Linked DNA regions of Mus musculus: region 2 is linked to region 1. Evidence: chromatin contacts called from ENCODE Hi-C or POLR2A ChIA-PET data. All regions are on one chromosome and are shown on one strand. Each heading gives the region's core, a stretch centred on a gene start or an enhancer-like site at or near the end of the contact. The rest is flanking DNA. Distances are from core to core; before and after follow the strand shown.

Region 1 (5,664 bases), core at 659-3,158:
CGGGTTCCTATTGGACTTTAGAGCGAATGGTTCCAAATCAAATGATTGGCTGGCATGACACGGAAGAATGAGCATGCGCAATAAGCGGGGGGGGGGGGCGTGGAATAGGCCAACCCAGACGAAGGCGGTGTCGACTCCAGTCCCGCCCCTTCACTCGCTCTCTCTCGTCACCATGGCAACCCCTCCGCTATTGGCGGGGCCTTAGGTTCAAAGGCCTCGACTCGGCCTTATCCGGGTCTTTCCGCCCGGACTCTCTCCGCTTGATTGGGCGGTTTACTCCGCCGCTGATTGGCCGAGATCTGGAGAGACGGTGCAGAGCTAAGGGGGGAGGGGGAAGGGCAGAAGTACCAGGGTCGCAGGGTTCAAGATGGCTCCGGCCTCCTTGGGTGACGTAGAGGGAAGACCTTGGGTCCGCCCCTCCCTCTCGGAGAAGCGGGGAGCAGAGCTGGGGTTAGCCCGACGCGTGGATGGTGCGGCCGTCGGTCTGTGGCGCCGGTGTTAACCCCACTCTCTCGGTTGGACGACTTAGCCTCTCTAGGTGATTCTCACAGCAGGACCGAGCCAAAGGCCCACCGTTGTAATGTGACACAGCAGACCACAGTGGACCCCCACTCCGTCCTAAACCTTACAAGCAGAAAAGGACTGGTTCCACCCTCTTGGGAGTGGGCGCCCAAAGGACAGAGGCCGACCCCTAGGTGACCCGCCGTAGAATGGGGTAGATCCGCCCCTTCCTTGTAGTTTGCCCTGCATAGATTTGGATCTTTTTCCTGGCTGGACGGCTGGCAGCTAGGGCCTTTCCAGCACTCAGTGACCCTCACTATGGCCCAAGGCCCAGAATTAGGTAACAGTCCTCGCATTCGCAAGGGCTCTTCACCAAGCCATGTAAATCACCCAGGGCAAAGGTGTCCATGGGCGGGAGACGAGAACACGCTAGCTAAGGATTATTCAATACCTTGATAAAGGACCTGTGTGACTGAGGAATAAAGAAAGGTGAGAAGCTGGGACTCTCTATAGGAGGAGGTACGGAGAAGCGAGGATCTGGAGTATTGAAGAGGTTTAGATGCAGAATAGGCGAATAGGAGGTAGGAACGATGGACTCGTCCAGAGTGTGAAGAGGGAAGTAGGGTTTGGCCAGTTAGATACGCGGCACATCCCACCATTTTATCACCCTTAGGAAGCAGTGTTTTATTGCTCGAATTCCATCGAAAGGACTTAGCTTCTTACAGGTCTCAGCTATAGCCTCAAACTCGGATACTCTTGCCCGAGGCTCTCATGTACTGCTGTTAACAAGCATACACCACCAAAAGCCAGCGGCCAGATCGTGTGTGTGTGTGTGGGGGGGGGGGGAGTGGTTGGCTCAGATTGGGTGAATGAAGAACTAGGAAAGTACTAAGTAGGAAAACAAGGTTGAAAGGGAGAGAAGGTCAGAGGGCTCCTTTATCTTTAAAGACTAAAGGTGGGTGGAGGAGATGGAGACCCGGGACAAAGGGCAAGTGGACAGAAAGCTGGAGAGCTATTCAGGGAAAGCCCGAGGCCTGAGCAGAAAAAGGTGAGCCTACTGCTTGAATTCAGAAGGTACTTCATAAACGTTTGTGATTGAATGGGAGACAGGAAAGGCAGGAGGAAGTGTTTGGGGATCCTAGAGTTACATAGCGCTGGGGTTCAAAGAAAGGCAACGGGTTCAGAGAGCGTGCGAGCGAAGCTAGACGGGGCAGAGGAATAGAGCAGCGAGGGAGCCGGGGTCACCGGTGCTGAAACCGGTGGCCCGAGCGATGAGGCTGACCGAGGCCGCGAGCGCCACTGAGCTCCCTGGGGCGGGGCCAGCGAGAGGCCCGGCAGGCATGGGGAGGAGATGCGGGTCTCTGAAGAGGCGATTGGCGAGGCCCGCTGCCCATCATAGACCCCCACTTCCTGGCCAGCCCCGGAAGTCAGCAGGCGCTGGGAGGGGTGGGGGAGATAGCGGCGGCAGTAGCCCCGACCCTCAGAGAGCCGGCAGGGAGGGAGGGAGGGTGTCGGGGGTACTGCCCCCCACCATTCCTACCGATATGGGCCCAGCTTCCCACTCCCACCACCCCTCCATCGGCCGGGGCTAGGACATCCCCAAATCCTGTCGCCCCCTTGGCACCGACACCGAGACAGAGATACAGCCAGCCGCCACCACCGTTGCCGCAGCCTGGCTGGGGAGGGGGCCCGTCCCCCAGGCTCCCCGCCCCATTGAGGTGTGGGCGGGAAGGGGGTGGGAGGCTGTGGGAGGAGGGGGCCGAGAGGCACGGGGATGGGGAGAGATGGGGCCGGGAGGGCCGGCTGGGGACAGGGTTGCTGGGGAGAGGGGCCTGAGCGGAAGAATGGGAGCGACGAAGGCTGGGAACAGGCTCCGAGGTTGGGGGCCTTGCTCAGAGTGCAGAGGCGGGCGAGAGGAGGGATGGGAACTCGGAATTTGGGACGGGGGTGTGGACAAGGGGACGAGTCTTGAAAAGGGGATTCCCTTCGGGTTTCCCAGCCCTTCTGCTGCTTTTTGGCCCCACATGACTTCTGGGTGGCGGTGAGAAGGCCAGGACTGCTTCCTAGGAATTGCTGTCAGGCACCCGCTAACCTCTCACACGGAAGCAGCACTGATCTGGAAGCGGCCTTCCACCCAGAGCCCCTCACTAGCACACGAGTGGCCTGTGGGAGGTCCGGCGCCTTGGATAGGATGCCCGGCTTCTGTGCAGCCCTGTGCTGTGCTTTCCATGGGCTGTAGAGAATGACGTTTAAAACCCCATCAGAATGGCTATCCGCTTTCACGCCCATTGCCCCAAGTTCAGTTTGTGACACGCTCCAGGGTCAAATCTGTGTGAGGACTTGGTATGTTTCACCTGTTGGGTGTTTCCGTGCGGCCTACCTGCCCTGGGGCTTCCCGTTTGCCTTAGCTTGGTCCCTCAGCCTCACAGGTGTTCAGTTCCAGAGGGTGCAGGGTTCTTCTGCCTGTGGGGTTCAGTGGTTCAGCCCTGTGACCACAGTAACCTGTTTAGTAGGTGTGGCTCTCACCAAAGATCTGCATGGTGTGACGACACATCGATGTGGCACAACGGTGGCATGTACTGGTTGCACCTGCCATTTATTTTGTAAATTCGTTGTCGGTGTGATTGATTGATTGTATGCTCATTAACCCATTTGCCATTCCAATGTGTTTATGGATCTTCAAACATTTCTGTCTAAAGACAATGCCTTCTTCAAACCAAGTGTTACACAAGTATTGTTAATTCTGCAAAGTATTTTTTGTTTTGTCTTGAGACAGAGTCTCAACGTAGTCCTTCCTGGCTAGCCTCAAGCTTGCCTGTCTTTGCCTTCTGAGTGCTGGTATGAAAAGTGTATGCCACCATGTCCAGCTAAGGATTCTTTTTCTTTTCTTCTTTTTTATCCCCCACCCCGGGGGCCTTGGCAGTTTCACATACCTTATGCTGGCCTCAGCTTGACATTTAGCCAAGGCTAGCCTGGTATTCCTTACATGCATGTGACACAACACCCATGTTCCAAAGAACCGTTCTTCCTTGGCTGACCACCTGACCTGTCTCTTCACATCTGTTTCTCTCCGTGGGCTGTATTTATATTCTGAGTCACATCTAATGCAAGTCTGTCCTGTGGCAAGCCTACAGTGCCCGTGTATATGGATGGACCACTCTCTGTGCCCCACTCTTTGCAGGGTTGGCACGTTTGATGACAAGTGTGGTGGCATGTTGGTTCCGTGGTGCATGCTGTGTGAGATGGCATCTTCGCGATGTGGCTTCCGTCACTGTGGCTTCCCTGTGGCCCTGTATATTTACAGTGGGTTGCTCTAAGTCTTCTTGCTGTCGTCAGTATTTGGGGCGGGGGAGGTGACCTTTTCTAGTTACTATACCTAAAGAAGGTAGCCATCGATGACGCTGAGAACACTTGCCCAGCACAGAAAATCTCGGCACTGCAGAAGCAAAATGAGAGGAAGCAGAAACAAGAACCGCGCTGCCTAGTGCTAGCTGAACAACTGTGGTGGTGTCTGTGGCCAAATAATCCCGTCACCAGGGTTTGCTGAGCATCCTCTGTACCTGCTTCTGGTGGGCACTGAAAATAAGGTAGAATCCCTGGCCTGAAGTCTCCTACAGTCTGAAGGAAGCTAGGCAGAAAAAAAACCAGTGAGCATTAACCCAAAGCGTGTTATCACCATCAGTACTTGGCAAGACCATCGAGCCTCATACTTACCTGGAAGGCACATTAACATACATGTTGGCCTGGTGCCAGGGTCACGCTGTGTGGGTGAGGCACACAAGTTTATATTTTTAGGCCTTGACAACCACTGATCATACCAGTGTGGTGGCACACACCTTTGGTCCCAGCACTCGGGAAGGGCAGGCAGGAGCATAGTTAACGACCAGTCTGGGGATATGCAAGGGCAATCGAGAAAATTTGTAATGAAAACGTGGGCCTGTTCAGGTCCCAAAAGGCATTGGGAAAGTGGTGCCGGCCTAGGTGAGGCAAGAGGAGGCAGGGCCTGCCAGCCAGAGAGAACAGCGTAGTCAAAGCGCAGAAGCATGGAGGTCTTGTGGCAAATCTAGGGACGTGAAGTAAATCATTTTGGAGACAGGGTCAAAGAAGTGCAAGTCAACTTTCCAAGAAAGGTCTTTTGGAGAGACAGATGCTCAGACTGAGGTGACAGCATCTCTGGCAGCCATGTGAGGAGGGATGGAAGGCACACTGCCCACAAGCAGCGTACAGCCCAGGGATCAAAGATGCTGGGCAGAGCAGTTAGAAAGCCCACTGTTTGGAGTTCTGGGGGGTAAGGGTGGGGGCAGGCTTTCCTCTGAAAGGAAGGAAGAGCCTTTGGCCTACATGGAGAGACAGGTATAGAACTGCCTTTTTATCACCTGTGAGGCTGCCTCCAGCAGTGGAGCAGAGGGGAGTAAAGAGGAAGGGCCCAGAAGGCAGGTTCTGCACGCTCTCCTGCACCTCTTCCTGCTCGAGCCTCTTCCTGCCCTGGCAGGCATTAAAAGTTCCTTGTACTGTTTCCTTGATATGACCTCTCACACAACCTGCCCGCCCTCACTGCCTCCATGAGGCTAGAAGGGAAGACGGGAAGGTTGGGTTTCTTTGCCTGTCTGTGGAAGCACCTTGGTATGTTGGGGATAGGGGCACAAAGTTCTCCACCTGGGGAGGAGAGAGTTTTCTAGATATGAGCTTACTGTATCTGTCACCAGGTTTGATAGTGTGTGTAACTATATTAGTCTCAGCATGCAGAGACTTTTGTATCTGTGACATGAGCCTCAGGTCTTGCCACTTGAACCACAGCGTTTGTCGGGCACTGTTTCCATGTCTGATTTTGTGTGTGTGTGTGTGTGTGTGTGTGTCCATGCAGTGACAGTATAGTAAGGTTCGGGAGCACAGGATGATGTGTGTTTGTGTGTGTTTGTGTGTGTGAGTATTAGTCTCTACATTTGGAGATTTTTGTATCTGTGACATGAGCCTCAGTTCTTGCCACTTGAACTACAGCGTTTGTTGGGCACTGTTCCCATGTCTGCTGCGTGTGTGTGCTCATGTGTGTGTGTGTGTGTGTGTGTGTGTGTGCTCATGTGTGTGTGTGCTCATGTGTGTGTGTGTGTGTGCTCATGTGTGTGTGTCCGTGCAGTGACAGTGTAGTCGGGTTTGGGAGCACAG
Region 2 (5,346 bases), core at 794-3,293, 41 kb after region 1:
CTTAACTAGGAATTCTGGAATTTACATGGTTTCGGTTTTTTGTTTGTTTGTTTGTTTGTTTTTTTCACCTGCTCAGGTCTGAACTACACTTGACCCATCACTTTCCAGACTAAACTGTTCTTTCCTTTATCTGTTGTGGAAGGGATCAGGAGATCCAATGGAGACCTCACCTATCAGCCCAATGAACGAGAAGAACACCGCTCAGCCGCAGCAGCGGGAAGAGAACGCCCAGCAAATCTTAAATACAGCCATTCCGTTTAGGCAGCGGTCCCCAGGTCTTCTCCCTGAAGCCCTGAAGGTGGGAGTGAGACCGGATCCAGCCAATCAAATTGTAGAGACTCAAGAGATTGAACATCCCGTGGCTGGATTTGAAGGTGACTCTGATCAATTTCAAGTCTCAACCAATGAGATGGCAGAGCACCTCCAAGCTTCTGATCTTTGGTACTGTCCTGATGGGAGTTTTGTAAAGAAGATCATAGTCCCTGGCCATGGCTTAGACAAACCCAAGCTAGGCTCCAAATGCCAAGTGTTGGCTTTGGGATTTCCTTTTGGATCTGGGATGCCAGAGGGCTGGACAGAACTAACCATAGGCATAGGACAATGGAGGGAAAAAATGTGGGGGGAACTCATGGAAAAATGCCTGGAGTCTATGCGTCAAGGTGAGGAGGCAAAGATTCACCTTCCTGGATCCTCTGCACCTCTTGCTAAACTCAGACTGGATTCCTTCACCAATGGCCGGGACTCCTGGGAGATGGAGGCTATGGAGAAGGAGGCTCTGGCCAAAGAAGAACACAGAAGGGGTACAGAACTGTTTCGAGCTGGGAACCCTCAAGGGGCTGCCCGATGCTATGGACGGGCTCTCCGACTGCTGCTGACGTTGCCCCCACCCGGCCCTCCCGAACGAACTACCCTTTATGCCAATCTGGCTGCCTGCCAGTTGCTGCTAGGACACCCCCAGTTGGCAGCCCAGAGCTGTGACCGAGTGCTGGAGCGGGAGCCGGGCCATTTAAAGGCCTTATACCGAAGGGGGGTTGCTCGGGCTGCCCTCGGGGACTTGGAAAAAGCCACTGCTGATTTCAAGAAAGTGCTAGCAGTAGATCCCAAAAACCGTGCAGCGAAAGAGGAGCTGGGGAAGGTGGTCATTCAGGGAAGGAAACAGGATGCAGGGCTGGCTCGGGGACTGCGCAAGATGTTTAGCTGATTAAAGGAGACAGGAACCCGCGAACTGTGGTCTGTGTTGTGGAATTTTCAAGGGCCCCGAAGGAAGTTGTTTGAACTCGTATCTCGTTCTGACCTACAGGGAGTTAGCGACGGTGTCAGTGAGCCACTTGGTGGAGGGAGTCCCGGGAAGCGTATCCACCTCCGAGGATAGGAGAGGTTGTCTATTTGGGACTGGCTGTGGCAAACGCCAGAACTTCCGGATGTCAGGGAGTTGCATCCCAGGGAGGTGGAGTTACAAGTGGTTGCGTGTCGCCAGGTGTGGGTGCTGAGAATGTAATCCAGACCCTTATAAGAGCAACAAGCACTTTCCTTTTGGGTGGGAGGGTTTGAGACAGGGCTTCTCTGTGTAACAACCCTGGCCGTCCTGGAGCACACTTTGTAGACCAGGCTGAGATCCGCCTGCCTCTGCCTCCTGAGTGCTGGGATTAAAGGCGTGCACCACTACCGCCTAGTCGCAATAAGCAATATTAAACTGCTGAGCCATCTCTTATCCTAAATGCTGGAACTTTGCTCATTCGTTTATTCATTAATAATTCATTCATTATGCGTGTGCCTTCATGAGTTTATGGGCACCACATGGGTGCAGATGTTTGCGGACAACTGCTCAAGCATGAACACTCTAGCCCAGATGCCGGAACCCTAAGTGCTAGGAACTACATTTCCCACAATGCTAGTTTCTGGGGCCTGTACGGCGCACGCACAGTCTCGCCTGGATCGGTAAAGCGGCTGACCCGTGCCATTGGCCCGGCATGCACAGTCATTGCTCCTTCGTGTCACGTGTTCACCAACTAAGCCTCTGACTGGTCATCAGGACTTCCGGGACGCCGGTTTTCCTCAGCGAGCTCATGGATTTGCCGCGGCCGGGAGGAGGCGGGCCGGGGAGCCGGCTCATGGTGGGGGGTGGGGGGAAGATGGCGGAGCTGATGCTCCTCAGTGAGATCGCCGACCCGACGCGCTTCTTCACCGACAACCTGCTGAGTCCGGAGGACTGGGGTGCGCGGAGTGGGGCCCCGGGGGAGGAGCGGGCTGAGGCTCGCCATGGGCCCGAGGCACGCGGGAAGGCAGCAGAGGGTGAACGAGGAAGGCTGGGCGGACGCCGAGCCCATCCTCCGAGGGAGAGCGCAGCGGGACTCGCGCTTCCCCGGGATGCGGGAGGAGGGAAGACCTTGGTCTCCCGTGGGAGCACGGGGCTGCCCGGGGTCAGGGGAGAGGGGCTGGACGCCTTAGGGTGTAAGGCTGAGCGAGTGGGCGGGCGGTGGGTCTGGCCCGGCCGAGCCAATGAGGGATGGAGCCGGGGCTGGCGTGCCACCCTCCTGACACGCGGGCCTCCATGCAGACAGCACCTTGTACAGTGGCCTGGATGAAGTGGCCGAGGAGCAGGCACAGTTGTTCCGTTGCGTGGAGCAGGATGTCCCGGTATTGCTACCTCAGAGTTTCTCTTATGACCCTTGGTGGTGGGAGGGCGACCCCAAACTTGGAGTCATTGCCAAGCCACAGAGCTCATCAGGGTGTCACCCCTGCTCATGTTAAACTCGAAAATTTCGAGGAGAAAGACCAGTTTCAAAAGTCCATTGGTCTAATTGGCTCAAGTTTTATTTTAGAGGCGCACCCGGGACTAGCCAACTAAGTCAGGATTTTAGAGAGCAGCCCCTTCTGGCCTTTTGGGATCCTTCTTATGGGGTACAGATAAAAGACTGACAGCTGTGTGTCTACAGGGGCGAGAATAGGTGGTTAGTGGTTGTTAGTAAAATACAACGAAAGCAAAAGAGAAACATTTTTTTCTGTAAACTATGGAGCCTTGACACAGTGGGCGTCTTAATTTGCAAGCTGTGTCGCTCCTGTTTTGCTGTCGTACTTTCTCACCTTCCTGCCCGCTAATATGTCCCACTGCTTAGTTTGACAGCAGCTCTCTGGATGTGGGGATGGATGTCAGCCCCCCTGAGCCCCCTTGGGACCCTCTACCCATCTTCCCAGGTAAGGCGCCCTTAGGATTCCCCTCATCTTTCCAAATGCCCTTCTCTTCCCACTGCTTCCCAGAAACTAACATCCCTGTGTGCTCCTCCCTGTGATCCCTGGGGTGTTGTCTGCCCTTACTCTCCTGCCCCACCTCAGCACCACGCTACAGGCAATGCTAGGCTCTGCTCCTCCGTTACTCATTTCTGCAGTGTTGGTTTGGCACAGGCAAGACATGGTCTCAGCCCCGAGCCTCGTCCCCAGCCTCCCTGCTTACCTCGGAACTTTTCTCCCCCCCAGATCTTCAGGTGAAGTCCGAGCCATCCTCTCCCTGCTCGTCCTCCTCCCTCAGCTCAGAGTCCTCACATCTTTCCACAGAGCCCCCCAGCCAGGTGAGAGCCATCTCCCCTCTGGTTCTCTGTGGCTCCTCTCATAGGTGCTGAGGTACTGTTTGTGTGCTGTGAGTCATGAGGCGGGTGGCAGTCTCTTTTTAGTCACCGTCCCCTCGCTTTCTGCCCTTCTGGTCTGGTTGTATAGAAGGGAAGACAGGGGCCTTTTGAACATGCAGAGAGACGGCAGGTGAAGGGCTTGGGAAAACAGTTGATGAACGGCTGAGACTTTGCAAACTGTTCTTGCCCAGGCCTCCCACTGTAATTCGATATTTGTGATCATGAGAAGATAATCGAACAAAGAGCCTGGGCAGGCTAGGCGGCGTGTCAGGACCACTTAGCGCAGGGCACATTTGTTTGGAGGGCTGGAAGCTCTGGGGTCTTCGTTCTTACTCTTCTTGGTTTCTTTCCCTCATTCCTTCCACCTCCCTGCACCACCCTGCCTCTCACAGGTCCCTGGTGTAGGCGAGGTGCTGCATGTGAAGATGGAGTCCCTGGCACCCCCACTCTGCCTGCTGGGGGATGATCCAGCATCCCCCTTTGAAACGGTCCAGATCACTGTGGGCTCTGCCTCTGATGATCTTTCAGGTAATCACAGCTTGTCACTGACCTTGTGCCTGCCAGGGTCCAGGTGGGGGTGGTGCACATCTTGAACCCCAGCACTCGGGAGGCAGAGGCCAGAGTACAGAGAGAAACAACCTCCAAATAAAAAAGGAAGTGAAACCATAGAAACAATAGTACTGAAAGCGAGGACGTGAGAAGTGTTGTGCCAGCACACGGGAGGCAGGCCGGCCTGGTCTACACACTGAGTTCCAGGACAGCCAGGGCTGCACAGAGAGACCCTGTGATGAAAAGCAAAAACACAAAAACGAAAGAAACAAACCAAAAATAAAATAAGAGCAAAACCCTCCAGAGGGGAGGGGGCTGGAGAGACGGCTCGGTGGTTAAGGGTACTCACTGGCCGCTCTCCCAGAGGACCCAGGTTCAATTGCCAGTGCCACGTGGTGGCCCACAAGTGTCTATGCCTCTAGTTCAGGGGGTCGTCTTCTGGCCTTGTGCACTTCCAAATGCGTCTGCGCATGAAATAAAGACCTCTGTGTGAGCTCTGTGACTGCTGAGCTGCCTTGGCTCGGAAGCCTGCCCCATCGGTGCACAGGGTCTGTGAGAGAGAAGTAAAGACGGAAGGGGAGAAGGCAGCATGTGTGCGTGTGTGTGTGTGTGTGTGTGTGTGTGTGTGTGTGACAAGTTAGGGAAGCTGCTGAAGTGAGAGGAGGGTCGAGGTGGGAGGAGCCTTAGAGCCTTAGTCAGCTCACAGTCTCTCCTGAGATGCCTGCACTATGGCGTCCAAGTAAAAGGAGGACTAACCCTCGTCTCCCTTCATCTTCAGTATTTATCTGCCAGCCAACTGCTGCTGCTTTTATGATTTGTTTATTTTATGTGTTGGGTAATTTGCCTGCACATGCACAATGTGTGTGCTCGATGCCTCCAGAGATCAGGAGAGGGCATTACTGACAGCTGTTAGCAACCATGAGGACTCTGGGGTCAGTCTTCTGTAAGAGCAGTGAGTTCTGTCTACCAGCGAGCATCTCCTCAGCTCCTGTAGCCAGCACTGGTGTCTTCTTCCTGCCCCCTCAGATATCCAGACCAAGCTGGAACCTGCCTCTCCGTCTTCTTCTGTCCACTCTGAGGCCTCCTTGCTGTCAGCAGACTCTCCCAGTCAGGTGACACACCTTGCTCTCCTGAGCATCCTTCTCCAGGGGTGCGGGAAGCTCTCCCTTGACCA

What was found. Hi-C counts contacts between places; a loop is a spot of excess contacts on that map. ChIA-PET counts read pairs that join two places held with the same protein, here RNA polymerase II (POLR2A).
Region 2: POLR2A ChIA-PET joins it to region 1 with 84 read pairs in Patski. The contact joins the promoter of Atf6b here to the promoter of Agpat1 in region 1. A Hi-C loop is called at or near these places in 2 of 37 maps with a recorded cell type or tissue (adrenal gland and left cerebral cortex). POLR2A ChIA-PET finds 5 or more read pairs at or near these places in 4 of 5 experiments (Patski and embryonic stem cell).

What each region holds. Positions count from the first base shown.
Region 1 is chr17:34,603,953-34,609,616 of GRCm38, forward strand. Agpat1 (1-acylglycerol-3-phosphate O-acyltransferase 1 (lysophosphatidic acid acyltransferase, alpha)) reads left to right here and starts at 1,909. Exons shown (of 7, transcript NM_001163379.1): 1 at 1,909-2,219.
Region 2 is chr17:34,645,103-34,650,448 of GRCm38, forward strand. It overlaps Atf6b (activating transcription factor 6 beta), which reads left to right and starts at 2,044. Exons shown (of 18, transcript NM_017406.4): 1 at 2,044-2,214; 2 at 2,558-2,637; 3 at 3,117-3,195; 4 at 3,475-3,566; 5 at 4,016-4,151; 6 at 5,199-5,284. The coding sequence starts at 2,112. It overlaps Fkbpl (FK506 binding protein-like), which reads left to right. Exons shown (of 2, transcript NM_019873.3): 2 at 143-1,715. The coding sequence starts at 158. The coding sequence ends at 1,201.